Regions from separate parts of the Homo sapiens genome. Here region 1 is linked to region 2. A link is a loop called in an ENCODE intact Hi-C map of the cell type or tissue named here. Cell type or tissue: PC-9. All regions are shown on one strand. Each heading gives the region's core, and the rest is flanking DNA. Links, peaks and the distances in the headings are about the cores only. Region 1 has its middle 63 kb from the start of LINC00895. Region 2 overlaps TXNRD2 (thioredoxin reductase 2).

Region 1 (16,067 bases), core at 5,973-10,972, 280 kb before region 2:
CATTTATGAGGCAGCTGGGTCCCATAACAGAAACAGGGAAACCAGAGGCAGAAGTGACATTACGAAGTGGCTTACGGCGCTGCTAAGTCAGGGTTGGGGTAGCAAAGCGTCATATAGGGAACTGAAATGCTTTTCAGCGCACAATAGCAGTGAACTGGATGGGAATCTTCGGGCCGAGAGAAGTCCAGGCAGAGGCGTTAAAAAGTTTAGGCAAGGAAAAGGAGTGAAGGGCTGGACCTGGTGGGGTGGGGTCCCATTCCCAGGAGAGTCGGCCCTGCCCCAGCAGCTTCCAGCTGGAGCCTTCAAGGACCTGGAGGGGGCAGGACCAACCCCTCCACCCTCCCTGCCCTTCACCCTCAAGTTCACCTGCAGGGCTGTCTTCTTGCTTACTAAGGCCTGGGAGAGTTTAATTCCAAAGCAGAGGATGATGACTGGAGAAACGGATGCCTGGTTGAGTCACTTCTGGGGGCTCAGCATTGGAATCCCTCTGTAACCTCCCAGAAGCAGAAGTGGTGGCGTCCAAGGCTGCCCAGGCCCCTCCAGTGATGAGGAGCCCAGACCCTACAACACGCCTTTGCCCCCTGCACACCCTTCCTGCTGACAGCCCCATCCCATGCTCCTCCCCATCTGACCCGTGTGTGTGTGTGTGTGTGTGTGTGTGTGTGTGTGTGTGTGTGTGCGCCCCCCACCCCCGCAGACCTCCCGAGACAGCTCTGGCAGCCCCACCTGCCAGGGGTCAAGTGCAATTCCTCTGGAAGTAGCATCTTTCACATGGAAACGTTCCTTTATTTTCAGTAGTTATGGTCGTCAGCGAGCCCTCTTAAAGGAGTCAGGTGTCCTGCTTTTGTTAAAATGACGTTGTCTCCTAACTCTTAGAGAAGAGGAAAAATGTCTCTGCCCAGCTGGCATGCTGGGGCACAGACCACTGAAGCCAAGGCTTTGGACTCGGGGGTTCTGGAGGCTGGAGGAAGGGAGAAGGGGATGCAGCGCAGCGTGTTGTGTGTGCATAGTGCTCCAGGGACTCCAGAGGAGAAAGGAGTCCCTGGGGAAGAGACATGGGTCTGCCTCTTATCCTAAGTGCTTTCTGGTGCTCCAGGGAGAAGTGTTTCTTGTCTGAGATGTGGCAGACATTTAGAATCATTGCTCAGAACTGTCTCATCTTAAACCTTTTAACCAGAAAGTACAGAACCATTGCTCCAGGGGAAATACAAGCTTGTGAGAGCTTCTGTTTGCAACATTTCATTCACTAATCCATACATAACCTTGTTGTGTGTCTGTTTCTGTTGAAAGACACTTTAATATATATTATTGCTTCTTTAATGTATTCACCACCAGCAACACCATAACTCTTGCCTGAACGCAGCTCATCTAACACACATATTTTCCGCATACAGTTCATTGCAGCCTTTTTTTTTTTTGAGATGGAGTCTCGCTTTGTTGCCAAGCTGGAGTGTAGTGGCGGGTTCAAGCGGTTCTCCTGCCTCAGCCTCCCGAGCAGCTGGGATGACAGGTGCCTGCCACCACGCCCGGCTAATTTTTGTATTTTTAGGAGAGACAGGGTTTCACCATGTCGGCCAGGATGGTCTCAAACTCTTAACCTCATGATCCACCCGCCTCAGCCTCCCAAAGTGCTGGGATTACAGGCGTAAGCCACCACACTCGGCCTTTTTTTTTTTTTTTTAAGAGATGGGGATCTTGTTCTGTCACTCAGGTTGGAGGGCAGTGGCATGATCACAGGTCACTGCAGCCTTGACCTCCTGGGCTCAAGTGATTGCCCACCTCAGCCTCCCAAGTAGCTGGGACCACAGGCACACGCCACCACATCCGGCTCATCACAGCCTGTTTGTGCTTAGGAACACTAGACAGCCCTCAAGGTCTTTACCTATAAAGTAGAGATGTCAGAGATGTCAGAGGCACTTGAACCAGAGCAACTCCATCTTGAATAGGGGCTAGGTAAAATAAGGCTGAGACTTACTGGGCTGCATTCTCAGACAGTCTTTTTTTTTTTTTTTTTTTTTTTTTTTGAGACGGAGTCTCACTCGGTTTCCCAGGCTGGGGTGTAATGGCGTGATCTTGGCTCACTGCAACTACCACCACCCAGGTTCAAGCAATTCTCCTACCTTAGCCTCCTGAGTAGCTGGGACTACAGGTGTGCATGACCACGCCTGGCTAAGTTTTGTATTTTTAGTAGAGACGGGGTTTCGCCATGTTGGCCAGGCTGGTCTCGAACTCCTGGCCTCAGGTAATCCACCCACCGTGGCCTCCGAAAGTACTGGGATTACAGGTGTGAGCCACCACTCCTGGCCCCTCCGGTTAGGCATTCTAAGTCACAGGATGAGATAGGAGGTTGCTGCAAGATACAGGTCATAAAGACCTTGCAGATTAAAACAGGTTGCAGTAAAGAAGCAGGCTAAAAAGCCATCAAAACCAAGATGGTGATGAGAATGACCTCTGGTCATTCTCACTGCTACACTCTCAAACTGTCAACAATTTGACAATTTACAAATGCCATGGCAATGTCAGGAAGTTACTCTGTATGGTCTAAAAAAGGGAGGCATGAATAACCCACCCCTTGTTTAGCATATAATCAAGAAGAAACCATAAAAATAAGCAACCGAGGCCGGGCATGGTGGCTCACGTCTGTAATCCCACCACTTTGGGAGGCCGAGGCGGGCGGATCACAAGGTCAGGAGATCAAGACCATCCTGGCCAACATGGTGAAACCCAACTCTACTAAAATGCAGAAAAAATTAGTTGGGTATGGTGGTGCGCACCTGTAGTCCCAGCTACTCCGGAGGCTGAGGTAGGGGAATTGCTTGAACCCGGGAGGTGGAGGTTGCAGTGAGCTGAGATCGTGCCACTGCACTCCAGCCTGGCAACAGAGCGAGACTCCGTCTCAAATTAAAAAAAAACAAAAAACAAAAAAAAAAGCAACCAGCATCCCTCAGGGCTGCTCTGACCATGGAGCAGCCATTCTTTATTCCTTCACTTTCTTAATAAACTTGCTTTCACTTTACTCTATGGACTCGCCCCTAATTCTTTCTTCCTCGAGATCCAAGAACCCTCTCTTGGGATCTGAATTGGGACCACTTTCCGGGAACAGAGACAGCAGGGCAATGGCCAGAGGCCACATGAGACAGTCAGTAGTGTATGGAGGCGGCAGCAGGTGCCCAGAGGCATCCCCGGCCCACCCCCAGAGCCTGGCCTGACATCCAGGCCTCGCAGGCTTCAGGCCAGGACCCTACCAGCAACCCCCCACCCCCGAGCACCCCAGGTGTGTATGGGTGGGTGGGGCCTCCCGTCAGCCCACCCAGGGGCCTGTCACACCCCTGCTGCACACAGCCTCTGCACTCTGGACTGCATGCTGGAGCCCGTGGGCATCAGAGCCACGGGCTGGGCTTGGCAGGATGCACCTCCCAGCAACGGTGTGCTCACTTCTCCTGTCCTCCCCTGGCTCTGATGACACTGTGAGGCAGCAAACCAGGGTCCTGAAGGGACCTCTAAAGATACAGTGTGTGCAGGGACCCTGCCCAGGGTGAGAGCAGCTGGAGCTCTTGCCGTGATCATCTCAGGCTGCCCAGGTGAAGGTGTTTCCCCAACAGCCCTGGCCACAGAGGAGGCCAGGCCTCTTCCCTGCCCACCAGTCTCATGGCCCTCCAGCCTTCCCTCCCGCCACCTGGGCCAGGGCCAAGAGTCTTGGAGGGAGGTTCTTATTGCTACCAGGTGACCCCTGCTCCTGGCTGGCATGGAGCAAAGTCACCCTTGCTATCAATTTAACACAGATGAAAGATCATGCTTGTTCCCATTCCCACCACCTGGACATCCTCCTCTCCTGGACCCTACAGCCTGCGTGGGGGGTGCATTTGCAGGAATGGACCTTGCCTCCCTGGAGTACCTCTTGGCTTACAGCCCCATCCTCCCTGGGGTCTGCTATCCTACTGACCTGAGCGTGCACACTGCTGATCTCCTGACCCACTGTTTAGGAAAATCACTCCTTTCCAAGCCTCCTGTTTCCTTGCAAATGCTCTAGAGCAGGGGTCCCCAACCCCTGGGGTCACAGGAATGGGCCACACAGTAGGAGGTAAGGCGCAGGCAAGCAAATGAAGCTTCATCTGTAACAGCTGCTCACTGCTTGAATTACCCCCTGAACTCTGCCTCCCATCAGATCAGCAGCGGCATTATATTCCCATAGGAGCACAAACCCTATTGTGAACTGTGCATGTGGGGGATCCAGGCTGTGTGCTCACGAGAATCGAATGCCTGCTGATCTGTCACTGTCTCCCATCGCCCCCAGATGGGACCATCTAGTTGCAGGAAAACAAGCCCAGGGCTCCCACTGATGCTACATTATGGTGAATTGTATAGTTATTTCATTATATATTACAATGTAATAACGATGTCATAATGAGAATATAATAATAACAGAAGTAAAGTGCACAATAAAAATGTAATGCACTTGAATCATCACAAAACCACCACTCCACCCTCGGTCTGTGGAAAAATTGTGTTCCACAAAACCAGTCCCTGGTGCCAAAAGGCTGGGGACCGCTGCTCTAAGGCATAGCAGTCTTTAACCTTTTGGGGCACCATGGAGACTTGCATAGCCTGATGAGCTCTGTGGACCCCTTAGAACTGCTGATGTGTGTCGCTTACATTCAGAGATGGAGAAAATGCTAAACCTTAGTGAAAATAAAGATGCTTTTTCTCCCATCCAAGCTCCTGAGTGCCCTGAATGCCACCCATGGGGACCTTGGGGAAGCCCTAGGACAGGGATGTAGGTACAGATTGACAGTCCAGAGCTGCCATCAGGGAGAAGCATTTGCAAAGCACAGGCTCTGCAAATGGGGTCTACTTCCTCCATCCCCCAAGCCTGTCTTCTGCTTCACTTTGCCAAGACTCTGCCTTGCCCCAGTGTTGGAGCAGGATGCCAGATGGCAAGATGGGCTTATGGGCTGGGTCTTCTGTTTGGTCGCGGCAGAGCCCATGGCAGCTGTAGGAACTTTGACGGGGAAGGGGCAGGGGCGGGAGCAAACCTGTAGCGTGAAAGTATGTGAACGCTCTGTCATGGAGGGCACCCCAGGCCGTGTCCAGGCCAGCTTCACCCTGTCTCTGGGAGAAGGAAGCCTGGTCAGAGCTGAGGAGGCTCCAGGGCACCAGGCCTTGTCCCTCTTGCGCCTGGGCGTGATGCTCCCCAATGGCGTGCGCCAGTCCTGGGACCATTGCTGCCGGCCGTGTGTCTTCTTCCAGGGTGCAGAATCCCTTGTCAAGCTGGGTGGTTTGATGCCAGCCCCTGGGCCTCGAAGCTCCCTTCCTGATGGAGTGCTGCCATTTGGAAGGGGTAACTTTCGTGGTCATTTTTTTAAATCATGGTAAAATATACATAACTACATAACATAAAATTTACCATTCTTCCTTTTCTTTTCTTTTCTTTTCAGACGGAGTCTCGCTCTTTCGCCCAGGCGGGACTGCAGTGGCGTTCTCTCGGCTCACTGCAAGCTCCGCCTCCCGTGTTCACGCCATTCTCCTGCGTCAGCCTCCCGAGCAGGGGACTATAGGCGCCCGCCACCGCGCCTGGCTAATTTTTTGTATTTTTAGTAGAGACGGGGTTTCATTGTGTTAGCCAAAATGGTCTTGATCTCCTGACCTATTGATCCGCCCGCCTCGGCCTCCCAAAGTGCTGGGATTACAGGCGTGAGCCACCGCACCCGGCCAAAATTTACCATTCTTTCTAACCATTTTAAAGTGTACAGTTCTGTGGTATTAAGTACATTAACACTGTTGTACAACCAGCACCACTGCCCATTTCCAGAAGGTCTTCATCTTCCTAAACTGTAATTCTGTGCCCATTAAACTCCCCATGTCTTCTTCTCCCAGCCCCTGGCAACCACGATTCTACTTTCTGTCTCTGGGAATTTGACGACTCTTATAATTGGAGTCATGCAACTTTTGTGTCTGGTTGGTTTTACTCAGCAGAATGTCGTTTCATCCATATTGTGGCCTGTGTCAGAAGTTCCTTCCTGTCAAAGGCGGAATGATACTCCATGGCAGGTTTACACCACATTTTGTTTTTCCACTCATCCGTGGAGAGACACTGGGTGGGTCCCTCCTTTTGGCTGTTGAGAATGATGCTGCTGTGAATGAAGTGGTTAGAAGGGGGCTTTCAGACGTGTGAAAGGTGTCTTTGGGAATTTTAATTTCAGCTCCCACAAATGAGTAAAATTTGTCTTTCTGTGCCTGGCTTATTTCACTTAACATAATGATCTCCAATTCCATCCATGCTGTTGCAAATGATAGGATCTCACTCTTTTTTCATGGCTTCGTAGTACTCCACGGTGTATTTGTACCACATTGGCTTCACCCATTCGTCTGTTGATGTTCGACACCTTATTATTATCGACTGTAGTCACCCTGCTGTGTAATAGATCTCTTTTCTTTTTTATTGATATTTCAGAATTGTGCATATTTTGGGGCACATATGATATTTTGATACATGTATATAATCTATAATGTTCTAATCAGGGTCGTTGGGTTATTCATCTCCTCAAACATTTGTTTTTTCTTTGTGTTGGGAACATTCCAATTCTAGTTATTTTGAAATATACAGTCCGGGCGTGGTGGCTCATGCCTGTAATCCCAGCACTTTGGGAGACTGAGACAGGTGGATCACCTGAGATCAGGAGTTCGAGACCAGCTTAGCCAACATGGTGAAACCCCGTCTCTACTAAAAAATACAAAAAATTAGCTGGGCGCAGTGGCAGGCACCTGTAATCCCAGCTACTCAGGAGGCTAAGGCAGGAGAATCTCTTGAACCTGGGAGACGGAGGTTGCAGTGAGCTGAGATTGTGCCACTGCACTCCAGCCTGGGCAACAGAGTGAGACTCCGTCTCAAAACAAAACAAAACAACCCCAGAAATACACAATTCATTATCGTTAACTATAACTTTCCTACTCTACTTTCAAATACTAGAACTTATTCCTTCTACCTATATTTTTTAATCCCTGGTGATCTCTTTTCTTATGGGAGCAGTGTGCGCCCTGATGGTGTAAGGTGGAAACCCGCCCCTTGTTGGAACCAGGATTGAATATCACCGCACAGGAGCTGAAGGTTCCCACCCGGCAACGTCCCCCCTTGGCTGTGAAGCAGAGAGCCCAGGGCTGCTCGTTTCCAGTAGTCCTCCTGGCAGAGCACCGCTGAGGAGGGTGGTGAGGGGAGGAGAAGATGCATTCTGCAGGGAGAAGCATCATAGTGGGGGCCGGGGACTCTCCTGCGTCTCCTAATTGCCCGACTGTCATGTGACCGATCAGTGCACTCCGAGCATTACACAGAGCAGTCATCCAAAGAGAGGCAGCGCCTCACAGCCCTTGGCTGGAGAGGAGAATGGAGGCTGGAGGCTCCAGAAATTTGGGATGGGAGGAGAAAAGGAAACAGAGGTGCCCCTTCCCCTGTCTTATTGCAGGGAATCAGTAAAACGACTACTGGAGTTCACTGGCTTCTCTGAATCTTTGTAGAATTTCTCCTGCACCTCTGATCCCATCCAGCTGCAGACACAGTGCCTGTTCAGCAGGGTGTGTGTGCAGACCACGGACTCACAGACGGGGACCCTGGGGACCCCAGGTTCTCTCCCCTCACTGAGGACAAGAGAGGGGCCCCCACCCCATGTTAATGATGCGGGGCCTGCAGGGACCTTAAGTTGCATTAGCATGGCATGGAACAAGAGAGAAAATTCAGAACCTCCAGCTTGTGATATGCAACAACCAAAAATGTGGCTGAGTGTGGCCGCCTTGCAAAGGCCTGGGCCCTCTTTAATGGGTGCTTGCTGCCCTCTAGTGGAGAGATGAGGACGGGGGGTGGGCGAGCTTGCTCAAGGACACTCACTGGGGAAGGGCGGTTTGCAGACAGGTGTCGTGTTTTGGTATATATGTGTGTATGTGTGTTATGTGTTAGGTGCTGCGAGCATATGAAATGAATTACAACGTTGTTATGGGCTGTACTGTGTTCCCCCAAATTCACTTGTTGAAGTCCTAAGCCCTGCTCCCTTAGAATGTGGCTGTATTTGGAGACAGGGTCTGTAAAGACCTGAATGAATTAAAATGAGGTCATTAGTGTGGGCCCTGATCCCGTATGACGGGTCTTCTTCTTCTTCTTCTTTTTTTCTATAACATCTAAAGTGAGATTTATTTGTGTTAAGCTTTCAGAACATTTCAGAACATTTGCTGCGACTCAGGTAAAAATAGGTAAGTATTCACAGAATATGTTAAGTCTAGAGTTCAGAAAGTTATTTCAACTAAAATAGGTCAATCCTCACATCTGAAATCACTTAGACATTACTGATGTATTTGGAAGTGTTTCTGTATAGATATTTTAGGCTGACGGTGCTCAGTGCTTTAGGGGGTCAGGTAAACCCAGTTCTCGTTTGTTCAGCGGTGCCTCATTTCCACTACATAAAGCTTGTTCTCCAGTTCCACCACCAATGCCTACTTTACGTGATGTTGCACTGTGTTGGTGCCATGTAAGGTGATTATATTATGAAAGGCCTCTAGACCACCTTGTTCAAATGTAACAGCTGGTTTCAGTAATTCCAGGAGCAAGGGAACTGTCTCCAACAATTCTCAGGTTGATAAATTTGATTTTCCAAGTATTCTCCACAAAAGGGCAGCAGGTGAGCCCAAAACTTTGTTCAAAAATGCCCAAGCAAGTGTTCCCTCGATGTCCCAGCAGTTCCCAGCAGTTCCAACCATCACCAGCCCATGAAGAGAAGAAGTACATTTCTACATTGGGCTGAGAAAAAGAAATTCTTCTTTTACTAGTGACGGCAAACGGAGACTCATGATTTCTGTCCCATGGTAGTCCATCCCTTTTTTTTTTTTTTTTTTGACGGAGTCTCGCTCTGTTGCCCAGGCTGGAGTGCAGTGGCATGATCTCGGCTCACTGCAAGCTCCACCTCCCGGGTTCACGCCATTCTCCTGCCTTAGCCTTCCCAGTAGGGGACTATAGGTGCCCACCACCACGCCCGGCTAATTGTTTGTATTTTTAGTAGAGACGGTGTTTCATTGCGTTAGCCAAGATGGTGTTGATCTCCTGACCTCGTGATCCGCCCGCCTCGGCCTCCCAAAGTGCTGGGATTACAGGCGTGAGTCACCGCGCCTGACCTCTTTTTTTTTTTTTTTTGAGACAGAGTCTTGCTTGGTTGTCCAGGCTGGAGTGCAGTGGCGTGATCTCGGGGCACTGCAGCCTCTGCCTCCCAGGTTCAAGTGATTCCCTGACTCAGCCTTCCGAGTAGTTGGGACCACAGGCATGTGCCACCACACCTGGCTAATTTTTGTATTTTTAGCAGAGATGGGGTTTCACCATGTTGGCCAGGCTGGTCTCAAACTCCTGACCTCAAGTGATCCACCCACCTCAGCCTCCCAAAGTGCTGGTGTGAGCCACCACACCCAGCCAGTCTATCACGTTTTGTTCTGACTTGTTGTAATAGAATCTAAGCTGAGTCTATCACGTTTTGTTCTGACTTGTTGTAATAGAATCTAAGCTGGACATCATGCTGTGGTTCCCATTCATCTTGAGGTGGTCCCAGGAAAGAATTGTGAGAATTAAGAAGTCCAAAGACCCGGTGACAGAATTCTCCCAGGCAATGAAAATCAACCTTTTCAGCTTTTTAATCTTTTGCCTGCTGTCGAAAGAGCTGGATGTCCTCTGTCTTTGTAACTGGCTCTGGTGTTTCCTTCAATTTTGGCTGTGATTGCTTTTATACGCTAAATAAGACTGTGTTTTTTAGTAACTGGAGGTATAACAACCACCCCCTGGTGTTGCCAAGTACTTAAATGTGACCAGAAAGGTGGACGTTTTTACGCCTCAGAAGTTCTGCCCTTGGACTGTCCACTAACATTACATGAAAGGTGCTCCAAATCCTCAAATCAGCAAGTGCTGCCCATGACATGGATAATCCCGGAAGCTGCGCCATTGTCACTGCCACCACCTCCTGGCGGGCCCAGCTGCCTAAGCCTGTGTAGTGGTTCCGAAACGGGAAAGGTTCCTTTGTCCGCCTTGCAGGGTGTGGGATGGGGGTGTGGCTCGTTTCTTCTGTGTCCTGCTTCTCCCACCGCTAGAGGGGGCATACAGATGGGCAGGTTGTGGGGCTCAGGCCCCACAGCAGGGTCTAGAGATGAATGTTTACAGCTGAAGCCCCAGTTGGCGTATGCTACTGTTTGTTCTTTTAGTTTTGCTGTCTATAGGCGGCTTGTGTTAACCAGCTCAATTAGACCCTCTACTTGTCGCGTGGACAGAGGGCTTTCTGTATCCCGGGTTCTTGCCTTGGTGTACCGGAAGAGTCGGATCACACATGAGCTTGGATAATGGGTGCAAGGTTTTATTGAGTGGAAGTAGCTCTCAGCAGATGGGGGAACCAGAAGACAGATGGTTTTCCCCTGGAGTGGGGCAGCTGGGTGGCCCAGACACTCTTCCGACTCCCGGCCAAACTCCACGTCATTCCGCGATCAGTGGCATGCCTGTGCCTGTGGGCGCATTCCTCTCGCCAGCCGGCCACTTGTGGATTCCTCCGCCAGTGTGCTCCTCTCCACGTCCAGCCGCTCCTGTCTCTGCCTTGCTAGGGTCTGGGTTTTTATAGGCGCCCGATGGGGCGTGGCAGCAAGAGCGGTCTTGGAAAATGTAAGGCAGGAAATGCCTGTCCTCACTTAGGTCCGTGGGGGTGGAGCCTTAGTAAGAAACGGTCTTTGCTTTGGGAGGCCAAAGTGGGAGGATCACTTGAGCCCAGGAGTTTGAGACTAGCCTGGACAACACAATAAGATCCTGTTTCTACCAAAAAAATTAACCAGGTGTGGTGTTGTGTACCTGTAGTCACAGCTACTGAGAAGGCTGAGGTAGCAGGGTCAGAAAACGCCCTCCTATACCCGCACTTCCCTTGGCACTTCCCTTACCCCCTTCCGTATCATTTAAAGGGACCATGCTTCTCCCTTCTCAGCATTTCCGTATCAGTTTCAGAGCAGTGGATCTGCCATGGTGGCAGGGATTCCCCAGGATTCTGCCTAAGCGGGGTCTGAGACTAACTGGGTTCTAGGCCCCGAACCCCCTCCACTCCCAGGCTCCAGTGACCTGGGGTCAGCATGAGGCTTGGGAAGGAGTGGCTGTGTTCCATGGCACAGGTCTGCCCTTACATTGGTGGTCTTTGGGCTGCACCAGGCAATTGGTGACGGTGCTGCACAGGGCCATGAATCTCCTCATTGTCCAGTAGCCCAAGTAGGTTACGACAGCCCTCCGTCTCTGGAGAGCTGAGTCCTGACATCTCGACCCCCGGGACAGAGGGAGAGGACGATGGCAATAATGTTGCCCCTGTGGCCCACCAGGCCCGCACCTTGGCAACACACACCAGAAGTCATGGCAAGTGTTCTTATAAGAAGAAGAGATTAGGCCTATAATCCCAGTGCTTTGGGAGGCCAAAATGGGAGGATCGCTTGAGCCCAGGAGTTTGAGACTAGCCTGAACAGCAGAGTGAGATCCCATTTCTACCAAAAAAAAGTTAGCCAGGTGTGGTCTTGTATATCTGTAGTCACAGCTACTCAGAAGGCTGAGGTAGCAGGGTCACTTGAGCCCAGGAATTCAAGACCAGCCTGGGCAATATAGCAAGACCCTGTCTCTACAAAAAATTCAAAAATTAGCCTGGGACTATGCCTGTAGTCCCAGCTACTTGGGAGGCAGAGGTGGGAGGATCATTTGAGCCCTGCAGTGAGCTACGATCATGCGACTGTGCTGCAGCCTGGATGACAGAGCAAAACCCTGTCTCAAAGAAGGAGAAGAAGAGATTAGGACCCAGACAGGCACAGAGGAAAAGGAAAGACCCCGTGAGAACGCAGGGAGAGAACGGCCATTGACAAGCCAGGGAGAGAGGCCTGAGAAGGACCAACCCTTCCAGCCTCCAGGACTGCAAGGAGTAGGTGTCTGTTGTTTAAGGCGCCCAGCCTGTGGTACTTCATCATGGCAGCCCCAGCAGACTAACACACACGGATTCTGTCCTTCAGGAGCCAGTATTTGTAGATAAATCATGACTGAATGGCAGTGGTGAGCAAAACTTAATGGCCCTTGCCAGCTTCCAAACGCCCAGCGCTTTCTGCGTGCACCCTCAGGCAGTGGCATCGGGCACACAACCATTCCTAGCTCAGGAAACCAAGGGGAAGAGGTTCCGCTGCAGGCCCGGGAGCCCAGCCGATCCCAAAGACTAAAGACCTAAGCCCCGGGCTTCCCAGAGGAGGGGCACAGCCTTTTGAAAGCAAGAGGAACTTCTGACAAGGTGAGCAGGGTGAGGAAGTTATTGATTTTGATTTTGATTTCCCCTGAATTCTCTATAAAAATAGAGGGGGCAACCAGAACCCAGGTAGTGAAACCAAAGCCCATGTTGGAATTTACAACCTAGTGAGGGGAGGCCGCGGCCTCGGGGCGAATCCATGAGGGGTTGGCATGTGTGGTGGGGGGAGTGCTGGGGGAGACTGGGGGACATGGCAGCGGGATGGGGAGGGGAAGATAACACCAAGCAGAGGAGAACGAGGACGCAAGGAGAAGGAGACGGCGGACTGCAGAACGAGCAGAGGAGCGCAACAGATGCTGGCAGGCCGCAGAGAAGGGGCACCCTCCTTTAAGTTTAAGGACGCAAATTTCAAGGTCAAATCCTATGCAAAGGATTATAAGTGTATTACAAGAAAAAAGAAAATAGGACGAATAATGTAAAATGGATGAAAACTATGCCCTAATCATCATGTCCAAACAAACTTTAAACAAGAAACTGATACAAGATACGTGACAACATACATACATTTCTCTGAACTTAAAACTTTTAAAAAATTGAAAATGAATGGCAAGAAATTAGGAAAGGGTTGTAATGAATATTTAAATATCATTTCAGAGATGAATATTAAACAAGAAAGACAGGAGCAAATAGACAAGGGCCTAAGAGAAATAGAAGTTGAAAAGAAAGAAAATCTTTGAGCATAAAGAAAAGAGAAACACGTAAAATCTCACTACAGACCAGCGCTAACAGAAGAACATTTCAACTTGATGACAGGGAACACTAGTTTTGAATCTTGATTAAGCAAAAAGTTTCTCCTGTGCACACAAGAGGAATTCCAAGGATAACAAGTGTTGATGAGGTAGTGGGAAATTAGAACCCTTGTGCACTGTTCATGGGAATGCAAAATGGTACAGTATGGGGATTCCTCAAAAAATTAAAAATAGGGCCAGGCAAGGTGGCTCACACCTGTAATCCTACCACTTTGGGAGGCTGAGGCGGGAGGATCACTTGAGGCCAGGAGTTCAAGACCAGCCTGGGTAATATAGTGAGACCCTGTCTCTACAAAAGAAAAAAAAAAAATTAGCCAGACAAGGTGATATGCACCTGTGGTCCTGGCTACTCAGGAGGCTGAGGCAACAGGATCACTTGAGCCAAGGGGTTCAATTTTGCAGTGAGCCATGATTGTACCACTGCACTCCAGCCTGGGTGACAGCAAGACCCTGTTTCAAAAAAATAAATAAACTAGAATGACCACGTGATCCAGCAGTTTTATTTGTCAGTATGCCGGAAAGGTTTGAAAAGCAAGGTCTCCAGGAGGTACCTGCACACCCATGTTCACAGCAGCATCATTCACAACAGCCAACCTAACCTGGGTTGCTTGGGGAGGAGCAACCTAAGTGTCAGTCAACAGAAGAACAGATGAACGAAGTGTGGTTTATACATACACTGGAAAATTTAGCCTCAAAAAGGAAAGGAATTCTGATACATGCCCTAATATTGATGAACCTTGAGGTCATTATGCTCAGTGAAATAAGCCAATCACACAAAAGACAAATACCGTATGATTCCATTTATATGAGGTGCCATGTGTGGTCAAACCCATAGAGACAGAAAGCAGAACGGTGGTTGCCAGGGGCTGGGGAGGTGGGGATGGAGCATTGGCATCTAATGGGACAGTCTCGGTTTTACACAATGACAAAGCTCTGGAGGTGGGTGTGGTGAGAGCCGAATGTGAATGCACTTATTGCCCCTGAACTGCATGCTTAGAAATGGTCAGAGTGGTGAATGTTATGCGTATTCTACCACAATTTAAATAACTTAATTAAAAACAATTCCATTCTTCTCATTAGTAGACCTATCTTATGAAAAACTGTACTCTTATTATATTTGAATTTCATCAATAAAAATTGTGTGGAAATGTGTTTGTCTCTTGTGATGTAAGTACCTACATGGTATCTCCAGTTTTGGCTCTTCTCCTGCAAGGTCTGAAACATATTCTCTCTGGCCCCGCACAGAAAACAGTTCCGGACCCTTCCTCTAGAACAGGGTTCGGCATGCGGCAGATGCCCAGGAAAGAGTGAAGGACCAAGCTTCCTCCCTTCTTCACCGGATCCCTCTGGCAGCTTCGGGTCCAGTGAAAGAGAACCCAGGCCAGTCCCTTCTCCGTGAGCCTCGCCCCACAAACACCGGCCTCCCTTGCCTCATCTCTCGCATCTTAAATCTCTTTCACCTACGAACCGACTCAAGCATCAGCCTTAGAAGGATGCCCTGGGCCCCGTTCCTCTGTCCATGCACATCCAGGCTCTACCCCGGGAGTTCAAGGCCACCTTCAGTTCCTATATCCTGTCCCTGCTCTCTGTGACCTCTGACCCCACAGCCCCAGGTCTCTAAGCGTCCTCCCACCTGAGCCGCTGCTCAGGCCAGCCCCGAGCAGCCCTCTGTGGGTCCTGATTCCCAAAGAGCATGATCCCAGGTCTTTCTGGGTCCCTCCCACCTTGCCCTACTTCATGCTTCCGTGCCTAGCCACACCCCTGCACAACCTGTGATCTGGCCTCAGGAAATCTGTTTCTCATGTCTGCTGTATAGGCTTGGCTGCCCATGGCAGCAGGAAGAACCTCGCCTCCCTTGCTCACACAGCAAAGGCGTTTAGGCCTCATATTGGGGAAGCCCAGGGTGGGAGGCCCCTGACTCTTTGGACCCATGACGACATCAAGAGTATCTTCGTATCTGTGCTCTGCCATCCTCAGCTGGCTTTCCTCAGCTGCCATTTCAGTCTTCACACCAGATGTGATGGTGTCCCAGGAAGAAGAGGCCATCTCTTCCCATGGCTCTCTTCGTCAATAGAGAGTACATTCTAGAAGCCCCGTGGTAGGCTTCCCTATGGCTTGCACAGGACTGAATCACAGAACTGTGTCCTCAGCAGTCACTGGCAGGGGACAGGGGTCACCCGAACTGGGTGGAGGCCCGAACCTGACACCCCTGAGCTGTGCTAAGCAGAGGGCTCCTGAACAGAATTGAGATTGAGGCCACAGGGCCAGGCTGACTCCCTCCTGCCCCACGTGCTCTCCGGTGAGACCCTGCTTGGTCTGCAAAGCCGAGCTCGATGCCCTCCCTACCTCTTCTCTCCTAGGCCTCATCCACGGCCTTGTCTTGGGCCAGACAGCCATGTGCCATGTCTGTCCTCCCATGCAGCATCTGCACCGTGGGGGTGGGGGGGGAGATTCTCTGCCACGTTCAGCACCTCAAAGGCAGGGGGTGCATTTCACTCAGCTCTGCATCCTGTGCACCCTCAGCCATGCCGGCAGAGCATGTGTGGGGAAGGGCCCGAGGGACCCCAGGGAAGGAAGAGCACTGTGTCTGCATCCAGAAGAAAGTTCTGAAAAAAATGGGAACCTCTGTGACTACAATGAACTTGTAACAAAAGCAATGACTTTGCTCTTCCAGGAGGCACAAAAGGAGCCCCAGGCAGTGCGCAGGACCCCCAGGCAGTGGTCAGGAGCCCTGGGCAGTGAGGAGGAGCCCCAGGCAGTGGTCAGGAGCCCAGGGCAGTGAGGAGGAGCCCCAGGCAGTGGTCAGGGGGCCTGGGAAGCAGCCAAGAGCCCTGGGCAGTGGACAGGAAGCCCAGGCAGTGGCCAGGGGCCCCAGGCAGTGAGTAGGAGCCATGGGCAGTGGCCAGGAGCTGCAGCGTGCCAGTGTTCGCTCTGGCACTCAGTCAGGGACATCTGGACCAGCATCCTGCATGGGCTGGGTCTCAGGCTCCTTGCTCCATGA
Region 2 (16,067 bases), core at 8,911-13,910:
GAGGAGTGGCTGGTTCAGGGAGGACCTCAGCCACGGGAGATGCCAGGCAGCTGCTTTCTTCCACCTGTGCTCTCAGCCAGCGGCTTGGGGCTTTTTTTTTTTTTTTTTTTTTTGAGATGGAGTCTCATTCTGTTGCCTAGGCTGGAGTGCAGTGGCATGATCTCAGCTCACAGCAACGTCTGCCTCCCAGGTTCAAGCGGTTCCCCTGCCTCAGCCTCCCAAGTAGCTGGGACTACAGGCATGAGCCACCGCGCCCGGCCAGGGACTTTCATCTCCCTCAGATGTCCCCTTGACCCCAGGCCCTCCTGCAGCTCCTCTCCTGACCCTCCCTGTCTAATTGTCCCTTCTGAAGCAATGGGTCCAGGCTGGGGCTGCTCTTGAGGGAGGACAGCCCAGCTGCCTCATGGCCATGTCCAGCTGTCCCAGCTCAGGAAGAGCCTCCAGGAATCCCTGGCCAGAGGTCAGCCTCAAACTGTCCCCAGGCACAGTAGATCCTCCACGCCGAGAGGCCCAGTAAGTGCCGATCTGAGGCAGCAAAGAGCCTGCCGGAAGGGCGGGTGGCAGGGAGGGACTCAAGGGAAGGAGTGTCCAGTTCCCAGGACGGCCACCTGCACGCTTGCAAAGGATACAGCTGGCCCCGACCACCAACCTGTTAGAGAAACAGAGAGAGAGCACATGTAAAGCTGAGGCCCTTATTGACCAAGTGCAGTCAGAGCAGAACCCCGCAGCCTTTGCCCAGGCCCTTGGTCAGCTCGTGGGCTCCAAGGTTACTGTTCAAACAGCTTGCCCCAGGGGACAAAGCCCACTTTCCAAGGCTACACTGTCAAGCATGTTGTGAATCAGCAAATCGCCTGGTGGTGAAGGGCGTGTGTGTCAGTGACAAGTGGTACCTGTCCCCTGGAAGGCACCCGGAGGCATGGAGAAACATCCACCAGAGCAGCACATGGCTTTCCTTCTCTCCCCCCGGGGCCTCCTGGGCTAGGGTGGAAGCTGGGAGATGCTTGGCAGGATGGGGAGGCCACCAGACCGCAAGGGAAGACATCATCTGAGCAAAGCACTCTCAAGACCACAGAAGGCTGGGCCCTTCCATGTGCCAGAGGCACATCCAACCCTATCACAGCTAGGCGCAGGGCCAGGAGGGCCAGCTCCCCAGAGAGGGGACTGAAGGACCCCAGGGACAAGGGAGGCAGCACAGGACACTGCGACCAGCAGTCATTGGAAATATTTGCTCTTGTAGTGAAAACCCTCTATTGTTCAACCCCACACTCCACATGTGTTTTGCATGCACATGTACTCACGCACACTTGTATGTGCACACATGCCACACACCTGCATGCACATACTCTTACACGGGCACAAATGTACACACACACGCACATACTCGCATGGGTACATTCATTCATATATACATATGCACACACTCATGTAGACACATGCATGCACACACATGCAAACGGGCACAGAACCTAACACGAACAAGAACTCCCAGCGGGGCAGCTGCACGTGGGTGGGCTCCCACATTACCCTTCAGTCTTTGAACAAGAGGAGGTGATGTAAGGACGGATAAGCCCAATGTCATTGCTAATCCCAGCAGGTACTAATGATATAATTCCATTTCAAAACACGGTGTATCCCTTGGAATCATTCTGCAGGTGCCCTGCGGGAAGCATCTGGCATGCAGCTTCCTCACTGTGGCTGGGGACAGAACCGCACCACTGTCAGGATTAGGGTGAGCAGACAGAGCTCTGTTGGCCGGCTGAGCACAAGGTGGTTACATGCCTCACTCAGCATGTGAGGACAGCGAAGGGGGACCCTGGGACCCCCAGCCAAGCAGGATTGCAGAGATGCATTCCCAGCCCCGCTCAGGGCCGGCAACACTTGGGAAACAGGCACCACGGTATGCACGCACTTCCACACATGCACACACACATAGGCACCACATACACATCTCTACACGGAAGTGCACTTCCAAAATGGCGAAACCAAACTCTTTTTGGACTTGCTATATGCAGTGAAAGGTACAAGCTTTTGTTTAAGATATGAAGTTATGGCCAGGTGCGGTGGCTCACGCCTGTAATCCCAGCACTTTGGGAGGCCGAAGCAGGCAGATCACGAGGTCAGGAGATCGAGACCATCCTGGCTAACATGGTGAAACCCCATCTCTACTAAAAATACAAAAAATTAGCTGAGCATGGCGATGTGCGCCTGTAGTCCCAGCTGCTGGGGAGGCCGAGACAGGAGAATGGTGTAAACCCAGGAGGTGGAGCTTGCAGTGAGCCAAGATCGTGTCACTGCACTCCAGCCTGGGCAACAGAGCAAGACTCCATCACAAAAAAAAAAAAAAGATATGAAGTTATGAGTTACTGCAAATATAAACAGAACTCTGCTGCTTTGCATATCCTGCCCTAAATGCAAGGGTGTAACTGGGCGAGAGCCCATTGTGTGGTGCCCTTTGCCCCCTGCTCCCAGAGGTGGCTGTGCATGGGCTAGATGCTTCCTGCTGGGCTGTGCAGGCACTGGCAGAGTGAGGCCAATGCATCCCCTCTGTGGGCAGCTGGGCCCCTGCACGTCAGGGCCTTCCTGGCCCTGAAGGCCAACCCTTCTCCAGGAATGGGCCCTGCAGCTGCAGGATGGGGGCCAGGCTGCTCTCCGGGCCTCCTAGCTCATTGCTAGGGATACAGCAACACACCCTCCTGATTTTGCCACAAATGTTTGCTGTCTCTGCCACCGACGTGTACATCCCCACCTCCTACACGATGCTGACCCACCAGGCCTGGATTGGAGCGGGGGCAGGTGACTCTCCAGGCCCTCCCTCGGAGTCCCCCAGTGCCCGGGCCTCCTGTCCTGGCACCCACGGGGCACAGGAGAAGCTCCCGCCTCAAGGGCCACCTTCAAAGTCACAGGTGCCCCCATCCCTCAGCTGCCAGCTCTGAATCAGCAACTGAGGGTACAGCTAGGAGGAGGTGGGTGCAGTGGGCATATTCCCGAGTGGGCATCCTTGACCCTATGTGTTCGGCTGAAATCTCTCAACAAAAGCTCACGTCTCGCTCGTGTGGAGGGTCATTTTGGGCCTCTTCTTGTTGTCATGAGCAAGGATTATTGACAGCATTGGTTTTCACTGTACGCCTCCCCGCATTGATCAAATTATGTGAATGTTTACCCTTTGAAGAATGCAGGATACGAGAATTCCAACAGAGAACTCCGTTCAGACCAGCTAAAGTAAAAAAATGCCCGAGCAAAATAAGACAGACACCAAAGCCTCCAGATCACAGGGATAGAGAGTACCCAAAGACAGGGACCTACAGACACCTTCTTCAGGCCATTCACGGCCCAGCAGGGGTAGGGACAGACAGGAACGTGGTGCAGCAACCAACTCAAGCCATGACTGGCCACAGGAAGTCAGAGGTGCTGGCCACAGAAGTCAGGGGACCAGCTCACAGGACCTGGGGGTAGGGGGCTGGAACCACTCAACTTACCGCTGCATTAAAAGACCCAGAGGTTGGGTGCGGTGGGTCATGTGTGCAATCCCAGCACTCTGGGAGGCCAAGGTGGACAGACTGCTTGAGCCCGGGAGTTCAAGACCAGCCTGAGCAATACAGCTTGTCCCCATCTCTACAAACTAAAAAAATTACTGGGGCATGGTGGTATGCACCTGTAGTCCCGGCTACTCGGGAGGCTGAGGAAGGAGGATCACTTGAGCCTAGGAGTTTGAGGCTGCAGTAAGCTGCACTCCAGCCCGGGAAACAGAGTGAGACCCTGTCTCTAAAACAAACAAAACAAAACAAATAAAAATCAGTTTTCCATGTGATCCCAGCAGCTCAGCTCTCTGTGCTTTTTGGTGTGCAAACATTTTCCAAAGAGGCATAATAACTACTGCAGGATGAGCCTAATCACAGGGCAGGCTTTCTTGTTCAAAATTGGAATGGGGGGAGGAAGCAGAAACAAAAGCATTAATTCAGGCCCACGAAGCCTAGGCTTAAAGAGCAATCCATCTGCCTCTTGAGCTTGAAGGCCTGCTCTCCAGAGGGAATACTCACACAAAGTGAGTCTCATGGGAGGCACCTGGCCCCTTGGAGGTCCTGCCAGCCCAGGAAATACCAGATGGGCCGCCAAGCTGCAGATGCCCCAGGGAGGCAGCACAGGGCTGGGGGTGCTACGAAGGCCTCCTTCCCCGGCTTGGCTGGAACCCCGCCGCCCCACCCAACCCCTCAGGGGCAGATGCTGGGCCGGAGCCTCTGTGTGCTGGCCCTGTAACAAATGCCACTGAAAGCCCTACCTTGTCATGTCTTAGCCACAGGGACGCACACAGAGAGGTGGCGGGGGCTTTGCAGTCTGGTAACAAGCCCCAGGAGGACAGCTGGTCTCCCTATTGCTGAACACAAGGACATCCCATCACACCAGCGGAATGTGCCACTTAAATTAAATTTTCTCCCAAATGGCTGTGGTTCTTCCCAAGATAAAATTTATCTTCTTCCCTCTTGTGCTTAGGAAGAGAGAAAAATGATCGCAGTACCTGGCTGGCTTCCGGACTTCCTAAGGGTCAAATAAAAGCTCTTTCCATGACACACTGACAGGCAGCCTTAAACCAGCCCAAGTTATAAAAACACTCTGCCTCTTGGAGCCCCAGGAGTGCGAGGACAGACAGCAGCAGGCTGGTGGAGCAGCCTCAGAGGGTGGACAGGCCTGGCTGGCTGCAGCCCCTCCCCCAGGGCCCAGTGTGTGGGCTGGTCAGCCCCTGAGCCAGCCTGGCAGCTGCAGGAGAGGCTGGCCCCATGCTCTGTAAACCCCCACGGGGACCTGGGCAGGGGCTACAGAGCTGGCAGCAGGAACAGGCAGACCCTGGTTGTTTCCGGGAAGCAGTACCTCCGTTATCGGACCTGAGAGGAGGCTGCGGTCTCATTCACGCCCTCGGCCCCATCCCAGTGTTGCCAGCTCAGAGCCCTGCTTTGCAGAAAGCGGACCTACAGACACAGCAAGAGGGAGGACTAGAATAGAGGGACCACAATTCCCTATATTGGGGTTAGGGCACCTGAGCTCCAAAACCTGGCACTGAGGGAGAAGACGAAGCCCAGGGCCGTGGGTGTGCAAGAGGCAGAGACAAGGCACACTGGCGGGGCCCAAGTCCCTGCCGGGTGCGGAGGCTTCCCGGTGGAGGCAGCCCTCCAGGTCAGGAAGTGGCAGGAAGATTGTGCGGCTGTGGGACTGGAGTTGGAGCTCAGCTCCTTGGCCCCCCTTAATTGCCAGGCCCCTCTGGGCCTCGGGCTCCTCTTGGCTGCACTTGGATCCCGACCCCCAGTGCCTGCCTCTGTAAAGGAGCTCCCCGGTGTGGGCTCACCATCCTCGCCTTCCACATTCCTCCACCTGCCGGGGGCTTGCTCTGTGGAATGGAAGGTTTGGTTTGCAAGGCTGCATGCCCCCTCTGAGCCTAGTCATTTGGGGTCACGTGCCCCTCCGCACCCCTGCCTCCCTGCAGTGGCCATTGTTCCCAGAGGGGCTCCACTGCCTGCCCAGGGTCACTGTACCTCCCCAGAAACCTCCTCTCTTCTTCAACCTGTCTTGCAGTTCCAGAGAAGGAAAGACACAACACAGCAGAAAAGGCAAACGGGCTGGCACAAGGCGGGCATCTGCATGGCAGAGGCGGAGCAGGAGCCGACCTGGAGTCCTTCCCAGGGTCCCCACCAAGACTGGGAGGACAGTCCCTTGCGCCAGGGCGTGGCTATGGGAGTGGGGCAGCCAGAACGTCCCCCGCCCCACCCCAGTGCACTCAAGGGTCCTGCTCACCCACCCACAAGCTCACACTGCTTTTTCAGGAGTTTTCTGAGTTTTCTGCACGTCTTCCTCACCCTCCTAGGTTACAAACCAGGTGCTCAGCCCACTCTGGTCAACAGGTATGGCCCCATTTTGCCAGCATATGGCTGTTTAGTGAAGTGCACTGTTTAATTCTGTCTCCCCTTGACTGAGCTTGGACACGATCCCCCTGCCTCTGCCATCTGTCCAGCCCTGGGCTCCCTAAGACCTGGATGCAAACAAAGGAGGAAGGGGGCTCCCAACTTGGGGCCCGAGGTGCACTGTGATGCCTGAGTGGCCTCTCTGGGGCAAAAGTGGCATGGTACGACCTTGCAGGCTGGGTCCCAGGCCCCACTGTGGGCACCACTCGCCAGATCTGGAGCTCCCGGCAGTGGGCCCCACACAGACGTGCGCTGAAAGGAGTTCCTGGTGGCAGCCTGTGCCTGTAGTAGAGAGGGACGAGGGAGGCCTCGTGCACGCCGCAGAGCCCACCGAGGGCCTGGGGCCAGGGGGACAGGGAGCCTCCTTGGTGGAGGAGCCAACCAGGGGACAGAGTGCCCACTGCAGGAGGGGCACTGTGATGCCAGGCACCGTGAGTTGCGCACCTGGCCTCCAGGATGGGACCAGGTAGAAATGTCCCACCCGACTACGGGAGGCACTCAGGGGCCAGGGGAGCAGCCCCGGGGTCCATATTAATTTCAGCTCCATTTTAAAGGCGAGTTAAAATAAACATGGGGAATATTTATAAGGCAAATAAATCTGGCAGAAACAGCCCCTCCAAGTGTGAGTGGAGGCCTCCCCTCAGCCCCAGCCCAAGCTGATAAAATACAGAAATGCTACTGTAGACCCTCCGGGCTTATTTTGACTGCAGCAGAGGAATGTAACATGTAAACACTGACTCCCATATTACACTGTTACAACTTGCATTAACAGCGCCGGACAAAAGCCGCATTTTCACAGAAGCATCGTACAGGGATATATCTCCAGCTTAATTTTTAAAAAAACCATTTCCTCACATAAATCATGCTCAGAATGAAACGGGTGACTGATACATTGCAAACACTTTTTTTCTTAAACAATAACATACCTAGATTCCTTCTAAACGAAAGAGCTTTAAAAAAAATCTTCTAAATGTTTTTTTTCTGAAGAAAATAAACACTGCAGTTTCTTTTCTGAACAAAATATCTGGAGCTGTGTCTTCCCGGCCGAGCCAGCTGCCCCCAGCACAGGGTTGCAGAGGAGCGCTCCCCAAGCCCCAGCCACCTTGCTAGGGAGACAGCAAGGCCAGGGCACCCAGAGCACCGGGCCCCCTCCCCAGGCCCAAGCGGGCAGCCTCTGAGGGGAACAGGCACAACGAGGGTGGTGAAAGTGCTGGGCTGCAGTGACCGTCACCGAAGACCCCAGTACATCGAGGGGCCCAGCAGACATCCTGGGGCTGCCAGACATCCAAGGCCATTTCCCTGAAGGTCCAGCAGACAAAGCATCCTGCAGGGGCTGGAGGGGCATCCAGACTCCACCCAGAGAAGCCTACGTGAAAGACAACCAGAGGCACAGGCAGAACTCAGGACGCCGAGTGAGAACAGTGCCTCGAGATGGGCACTGGGGCCCGGGCAACCCATCTCCACCACACCGCAGAAGAAGTGCAGCCAGCCCAAGGAAGTAAAAGAAAATCCGACTTGTGGACGCCCATAAGGAAAATACAGGGCTTAAAAAAAAAAAAAAAAAATCTTGGGGGTGGGGCAGGCCTTTCTGAACATGCAATAAATCAAAAAGCCACTAAGTGTAAAAGATTTAAGTTACATTAAAAAAAACTTAAACCATTTGTACATCACACAAGTTAAAAGACACTAGAAGCTGAGAAAATCTGCACCACAAGCGACAGAGGATCACATCCCTAATACACAAACCAGCTGGAGGGTAAGAAGAGATAAGAGAAGAGAAAAGCCAGACGTGAAAGTGGACAAGGACCATGCTGGCGATTTGTGCAGCACACATGGGCATGCTCACAGACACGCTCATCTCAAATGAGGCTGTGACACGAGGCTTTTCAGGTAAATGTGTGAAAAGACCACTGATCACAGCAAATGCAAACAGAGTCAGATCATGTGTAACTCAGCAGATAGTCAAAGATTAAAAAAACAGTCTGGGTGCCGTAGCTCACACCTGTAATCCCAGCACTTTGAGGGGCCAGGGTGATCACTTGAGCCCAGGAGTTCAAGACTAGCCTGGGCCACATAGCGAGTCCTTGCCCTAAAAAAAATAATCATTAGCTGGGCGTGGTGGCGAGCGCCTGTAATCCCAGCTACTCAGGAGGCTGAGGCAGGAGAATTGCTTGAATCCAGGAGATCAAGGCTGCAGCGAGCCATGATCGCACCACTGCACTCCAGCCTGGGCGACAGAGCAAGACCCTGTCTCAAAGATAAAAAAACAGATAACCCAGAAATTATGGCATAACAGGAAAAAGTGATTGGTGTGACAACAGAAAAACTTAAAATTTCTGCATGAAATACTATCACCAAGTCCAAAGACAAACCACGATCAGTGGGTCCAATGGAAGGCAGCAGGCAGTCGATGGAAACCAGCACAAGCTCAGCACAGTCTCAGGAGAGTGTGGGCGCCGTGGGTAGCAGTGACCACTCTCAGGAGAGTGTGGGCGCCGTGGGTAGCAGTGACCGCTCTCAGGAGGGTGTGGGCGCCGTGGATAGCAGTGACGGCTCTCAGGAGAGTGTGGGCACCGTAAGTAGCAGTGACCGCTCTCAGGAGAGTGTGGGCACCGTGGGTAGCAGTGACCGCTCTCAGGAGAGTGTGGGCGCACCGTAAGTAGCAGTGACCGCTCTCAGGAGAGTGTGGGCGCCGTGGATAGCAGTGACGGCTCTCAGGAGAGTGTGGGCGCCATGGGTAGCAGTGACGGCTCTCAGGAGAGTGTGGGCACCATGGGTAGCACTGACCGCTCTCAGGAGAGTGTGGGCGCACCATGAGTAGCAGTGACCGCTCTCAGGAGAGTGTGGGCGCCGTGAGTAGCAGTGACCGCTCTCAGGAGAGTGTGGGCGCCGTGGGTAGCAGTGACCGCTCTCAGGAGGGTGTGGGCGCCGTGGATAGCAGTGACCGCTCTCAGGAGAGTGTGGGCACCGTAAGTAGCAGTGACCGCTCTCAGGAGAGTGTGGGCACCGTGGGTAGCAGTGACCGCTCTCAGGAGAGTGTGGGCGCACCGTAAGTAGCAGTGACCGCTCTCAGGAGAGTGTGGGCGCTGTGAGTAGCAGTGACCGCTCTCAGGAGAGTGTGGGTGCACCGTGGGTAGCAGTGACCGCTCTCAGGAGAGTGTGGGCGCCGTGGGTAGCAGTGACCGCTCTCAGGAGAGTGTGGGCGCCGTGGGTAGCAGTGACCGCTCTCAGGAGTGTGGGCGCCGTGGATAGCAGTGACCGCTCTCAGGAGAGTGTGGGCGCACCATGAGTAGCAGTGACCGCTCTCAGGAGAGTGTGGGCGCCGTGGGTAGCAGTGACCGCTCTCAGGAGAGTGTGGGCGCACCATGGGTAGCAGCGACCGCTCTCAGGAGAGTGTGGGCGCCGTGGGTAGCAGTGACCGCTCTCAGGAGAGTGTGGGCACCGTGGGTAGCAGTGACCGCTCTCAGGAGAGTGTGGGCGCCATGGGTAGCAGTGACCGCTCTCAGGAGAGTGTGGGCGCCGTGGGTAGCAGTGACCGCTCTCAGGAGAGTGTGGGCACACCATGGGTAGCAGTGACAGCTCTCAGGAGAGTGTGGGCGCCGTGGGTAGCAGTGACAGCTCTCAGGAGAGTGTGGGCGCCGTGGGGAGCAGTGACCGTTCTCAGGAGAGTGTGGGCGCCGTGGGTAGCAGTGACCGCTCTCAGGAGAGTGTGGGCGCCGTGGGTAGCAGTGACTGCTCTCAGGAGAGTGTGGGTGCACCGTGGGTAGCAGTGACCGCTCTCAGGAGAGTGTGGGCGCCGTGGGTAGCAGTGACTGCTCTCAGGAGAGTGTGGGCGCCATGGGTAGCAGTGACCACTGCCCAGGCCAGGGGTATGGGAGGAGAGGCTCCTTTCTGTTTTGTGTCTTATCAAAAAGCTGATGCCTGAGTTACCAAGGACAGGGAAGCAGGCAGAGTACACATGGAATTGGCCTGTCAGCACAAAGTGTTAAGACGGAAGGGCAGCTCCCCTTGTAAAGCGTATAAGACCACCTCACAGCCACTAGGATGGCCACTGTCAAAAAAACAGAAAACATCAAGAAAACAGTTTAAAGGAAAAAATAAAAATTAAAGAAAGAAAAACAGAAAACAACATGCACTGGCGAGGATGTGGGGAGCCCAGAGTCCTCCTGAACTGCTGGTGAGAATGTAAGATGGTGTGGGCGCTGTTGGGAACAGGATGGAGGTTCCTCAAGACCATAAGATCCAGCAATCCCACTTCTGGGTTTGCATCCAAAAGAACTGAAAGGTCTTCAAGAGGTATTTGCACACCTATGTTCACGGCAGCACTGCTCACAACAGCCAAGAAGCAGAGGCAACTTGGGTGTCCACTGACAGATGAATGGATAAACAAAATGTGGTGTGCCTGTACAATGGAATATTACTCAGTCTTAAAAAGAAGGAAATGCAGATACAACATGGATGAAAAGAGTTCCAGACATGGATAGTGGTGATGGTTTCACGACATTATTAATACATTTAATACCATTGAACTGTATACTTAAAAATGGTTAACGTGGGCTGGGCGTGGTGGCTCACCCCTGTAATCCCAGCACTTTGGAAGGCCAAGGCAGGTGGATCACCTGAGGTCAGGAGTTTGAGACCAGCCTGGCCAACATGGTGAAACCCCATCTCCACTAAAAACACAAAAAATTAGCGGGGTGTGGTGGCAGACACCTGTAGTCCCGGCTACTCAGAGGGCTGAGACAGGAGAATCGCTTGAACCCGGGAGGCAGAGGTTGCAGTGAGCCGAGATCGCACCACTGCACTCCAGCCTGGGCAACAGAGTGAGACTCTGTTTCAAAAAAAAAAAAAAAAAAGGTTAAAGTGGTAAATTTTATACTATGTCTGTTTTATCACAATGAATAATTGGGAAAATGTGTCAGAAGCACTTCTGATGGTAAACAGATGCACCTCCAAGGTTTTCACTGCAGCATTGATAATGATGAAGAAGAGAAACTACTGAGATGCTCATTAACAAGAGAAAGGTCAAAGGAACTATACCACATCCATTCAAGGGAATCCAGTCCTGACCCCACACAAAGATGCCCCGTGAAGTGTGAAACAATGACAAGCAGAGCATGTGACACACCACTCACACACACACACACCACTCACACACACACACCACACACACACATAACCACTCACACACTACTCACATACACACACCACACACACACACCACACACACCACTCACACACACACACCACACACACCACTCACACACCACTCACATACACACACCATTCACACACACACCACTCACACACACTACTCACACACACTGCTCACACACACCACACACACCACGCACACACACCACTCACACACACACCACACACACCCACACCCTTCACACACACACACCACACACACCACACACACACCACTCACACACACCACTCACACACACACCACACACCACACACACCCACACCCTTCACACACACACCACACACACACCACTCACACACACCACTCACACACACACACACCACACACCCACACCCTTCACACACACACACCACTCACACACCACACACACACACCACTCACACACACACCACACACACCATTCACACACACACACCACACACATCTGCACGCACACCATGCACATTCGGGCACACACAGAAGTGGGACCCTTTTCCACTGATATTTTCTCCTGGGGAAGGCTCGAGACTGCTATTGACCAAGCCTCTGCCGCCCTCTGGTGGTCTCTCTGCTCCCTGCCAACATGAAGTCTCCACACCCCACAGGCAGGAGCTGCCTGGACCTGGGACCTCGGGATGGCCCACTCTGTGGGCATCGGAATGCACTTAGTGACTCTGCACCTGCTCCCATGGGGAGTGAGAGCCACTTGCACGCTGCTAGCCTCCCTTCCACAATCAAGATGTTGTTTCTGAGGCCTTTGGAGTCTTTGCTAGATTTCAGGGAAACCCAATGTACAAATCAGAAGACAGTGAGGGTGTTAGATGAGGGCTGGGATAGGGATTGCTGGCTCTCCCCTCCTTAATGTTCTCCCTGATGTCCTTGAGGGGACCCACTGGAACCCCAGGGCTCCTGGGAACCCCATTTGACAACCACTGACCTAGATAACAAACAGCTGACTCCATTTATATGGCAGTCCTGTTATTGTTATTACCTCCAAGGCAGCCACAGGACAGAGTAAATCAACAGCCCTGCAGAGGGGCACAAGTCACAGGTTTATTGTTTAGTTTTGAGACAAGGTCTCACTCTCCCAGGCTGAGCGCAGTGGTGCAATCACAGCTCACTGCAGCCTCAACCTCCTGGGCTCAAGCAATCCTCCCACCTAAAGCCTCCCAAGTAGCTGGGACTACAGGTGCACAGTACTATGCTCGGTTAATATTTTCAGATTTTTGTAGGCTGGGTGTGGTGGCTCACGCTTGTAATCCCAGCACTTTAGGAGGACGAGGTGGGCGGATCACCTGAGGTCAGGAGTTCAAGACCAGCCTGACCAAGATGGTGAAACCCCATTTCTACTAAAAATACAAAAATTAGCCAGATGTGGTGGTGGGCGCCTGTAATTTCAGCTACTTTGGAGGCTGAAGCAGGAGAATCACTTGAACCTGGGAGGCAGGGATTGCAGTGAGCCAAGATTGGGCCATTGCAATTCAGTTTGGGGGACAGAGTGAGAATTCACCTAAAAAAAAAAGCCAAAAAAAAAACCAAAACAGATTTTTGTAGAGTAGAGGTCTCACTATATTGCCCAGGCTGATGCTGATCTCGAACTCCTGGCCTCAAGCAATCCTCCCGCTCAGTCTCCCAAAGTGCTAGGCTAACAAGCATGAGCCACCACACCTGGCCACAAATAACAGGCCTTTTTTCCTTCTTTTGGGTAAACCGGAAAGAAAGCCCCAGGAGCCCAGCACCAGCACAGGCTCTAAGGGTCCAGTGCTCACTCTGGTGAACAAAAAGAGGACCCCACCAAGCACGCGCAGGCCTTACGTTTTTCCAGGGGATTCCTTCAGCCAGAAGATGTCATCACTTGTGATTCCATATTCCAAGGCACCTTCGATCTGTCAAGACAGAAATGACCCCTTGGACAAGAGCTCCATTTGGCCTGTCCTAGGGCTTCCTTAAAGAGGATGCCAGCTTTGCAGAATCAAGCAGAGCTTTCCCAGGGCACACATGCACAGGGCTTCCCTGCTGCCAGTCCTTGTCTGCAGGCTGTGGCCTCTTTGGGGCTGCAGGTGGCCTGTCTGCATCTAAGCTGCTGCACTCCAGGTCCCGGTGCCCTCGCAGGGTACCTTTCCCCTCTGTTCCCCAGGACCCTCCCCTTGACCCTGGTTCAGAGCAGGATACAGGGCCTGAGGTGGGTACAGCAACTGCAGGGGCCATACAGGCAGACAGCTGGGACCCCTCAAGTCTGCCCGGGTTCTGGACAGACACATCAAACAGACAGGGGCATGCAGCCCCAGGGAGCAACACCTGGGTTCTGGGGGATCCAAACTCAGAGAGAGGAAGTGGGGAGAGAACAGGTCAGCAAATCAGGGCCAGCAGAGCTCAGGTGTGTCTGCGCGGCAGGGGTGGCCTACAAGGCCAGCCAGAGGAGAGGAGGCACAGGGGGTAAGTGCCACAGGCTGAGGTGGGCAGGGACTGAGGGGCAGCTCTGAGGGCACCTGGCTGAAGCCAGGACGGACTTCACACTCTCGAGGGCTGGCCCGGGTGGGCTCTGAGCCCAGAAATCATACAGGTCACCTGAAGAGGGGCGGCCAAGCAGGTGGGAGGCCCAGGGTGAACGTCCCCTTAGCGGCCATGAGAACAAGATGTGCTGGTGGAGGAAGCGGATCTCAAACAGTTTATGCTTCCAACTGGCAAAAAAAAATAAAGTCAGGAATTTCTCAGGTTTACTCAAGGAAAACCGAAAGGTCTGGCAATCAAAGGGACTAAAACGCAAGCAAGCCTTGGCAGACACCCTGGGAGGGCGTGGCAGGGAGAGCGAAGCAGCCCTGAGCTGCCTGCCTCCTAAGGACCAGGAGCGCCTGCTGGATCCCCTGTGAGCCCAAAGAGCCGTCAGCAGCTGCCCGTGAGGTGCAGAGCAGGGCCGGGCCAGGCCAGGGCCCCTGTGCAGTGCTCCCTGGTGCGGATGCACGTGCAGCTCTGCCTGGGGCCTCAGAGAAACCCAATGACCGCTGGGCTGCTGGAAGCTGGCTGTGGCCTTCTTTAAGCAGAACCACCATGAGCCCAGCTGCCAGGAGAGGGGATCACTGGGACCCTGTCTGCAGCAGCTGCCTTGAACAACTGCACAGTGTCATCCTACAAAGTCACGCAGCCCTGAGCCCCACCTCTGTGCATAAGCAACCTGCCCCCTCTAGAGGCTGCTGTGGCTGCCTGGCGGCCAGACAAGTCCCACGGCCTCTAAGGACTGGGGGTGCTTGTGCTCCTCGGGGCCGCTCCTTTCCCTGTTTCCACAGTAAGCACAGGACGAAGTGGAGGCTGGGGTCACATCCAAGAAGTGGCAGAACCTCCCCTTGCTCTGCCTCCACCGGACTGCCCCTGGGTCTAAGTCAGAGGTGGTGTGGCCTCCAGGCCGAGAGAGCCGTGGTCTTCAAGAGCTTGGCTGCAGCCTACTTAGAGGCTTGGAGCAGGCGGCACACGGTTCCCTGGGAGACCCGTGGGGACTGGTCTCAGCCAAACCTCTCTGCTCACCCCCAGCCCATTTGCTTTCCCTGCTGCAGCTGCCCCCCAACCCCTCACCCCGGGGCCCCTTCCTCAACTCTGCCCCCACAACCCACAAGACTGGGCCAGGAGTTATTCACCTCTCTGTTAAAAACAGCGATAAAACTGGCAAGAACTGGGAGATTCAGAATTATGGAAATTAACCACAGGCTTGCAGCAACACAGGGAACATTTAAAGTCAGGAAAAACAGCTGAAGCTGAGTGAGAATGGGAACTCCAGGGTGTTTTAACTCACTCTGGTCCCACTCCCACCTCAGCGGCAGCCCTGAACAGTGATGTGTCAGAGAGAGCAGAACTCAGCTGGGGTCTTTCAAAGCCCCCCCACAAAGAAGAGTCAGAGTCAGCAACTATAGGGTCATCTTCATCCAACTTCACCGGAGCTCAGCCAGGGCTAAAAGCCTTTCTCTGGGGGCATTTGTCTGAGGTTTTCTTCTCACAGCTGCCTGAGGGGATAGGTAACAGTTAGAGCCAACAACAGACTGCCCAAAAAGCTTCAAAGGAAAAGCCAAAGTATGAGATGTCTGCTGGAGCTTTGAAAGGTTCCAGCATATTCCTGGGAACCTAGGCCAGGCGCATGCACAGCACTGTGCACACATCAGGAAGGACCAACGAGGCCCTGAACCCTCACCTCCAGCTGACCTTGATCTCTGCAGAAGCAGGAAGTGAAGGCTAGGGCAGAGCTGTCTGCTGCCTGTTGAGTGTGGAAGGCATCCCCTCCAAACGCACACAGAGCCCTCAGCAAAGACCGGGAGAGTTCTTAGTTTAGGGAAATCTCCATGCAGTTCTTAGCTGACCACTAAGCTAACCAAGTAAAGACTTCAGTGGCCACATACATCAAAGAATAAGAGTCTACAAAGTCAGTTCCGAAAAGTCACCAAATAAGCAGCTGTAACAACAGAATCCTGGGGCAGAGGGAGAATCTGGTTTCCAAAGTTATCGCATTAAATTATTTGAAATGTTCAGCTTTCAATAAAAAAATTACAAGATACGTGAAGAAACAAGAAACCATGACCCTTACACCCCACTGGAAGGAATGTAAAACACAGTCATTGTGGAAAACAGTCTGAGGTTCCTTGAAACGTTCCTTGAAAGATTCAACATAAAGTTACCACATGACCCAGCAGTTCTGCTCCTAAGTGTAACCCAAGAGAAGTGAAAACTGAAGTCCACCAAAAAACTTCTTTGCAGATGTTCACAGCGGCACTATTCATAATAGCTAAAAAGTGGAAATAACACATGTGTTTATCCAAGCAAGTAGATAAACAAAGTGTGGTCTATCCATACAATGGAATAGTATCTAGCCATAAAAAGGAATGATACTGACACACACTACAATGTAGGTGAACCTGGAGGATGTTATGCTCAGTGAAGTAAGC

What was found. Peaks named below come from ENCODE experiments on the same cell type or tissue, not always from the same donor. Only the 100,000 strongest peaks of a DNase experiment are listed, where the experiment ranks them.
Region 1: a loop joins it to region 2, with 8 times the contacts of the local background. A loop is called at or near these places in 4 of 110 quality-filtered maps.

Annotation. Positions count from the first base shown.
Region 1 is chr22:19,622,275-19,638,341 of GRCh38, forward strand. It overlaps the pseudogene LOC100129254. Among named protein-coding and RNA genes, the nearest start is that of LINC00895, 63 kb to the left of the region's middle. RefSeq lists a cis regulatory region at 5,228-5,308. In PC-9, for the core only: CTCF peaks have their summits at 7,857 (motif pointing left) and 10,071; no DNase peak of the experiment used is centred there.
Region 2 is chr22:19,898,420-19,914,486 of GRCh38, forward strand. It overlaps TXNRD2 (thioredoxin reductase 2), which reads right to left. Exons shown (of 18, transcript NM_006440.5): 8 at 12,958-13,028; 9 at 630-649. Among named protein-coding and RNA genes, the nearest start is that of COMT, 35 kb to the right of the region's middle. RefSeq lists enhancers at 3,960-4,896, 8,447-9,646. In PC-9, for the core only: CTCF peaks have their summits at 11,705 (motif pointing left) and 11,905; no DNase peak of the experiment used is centred there.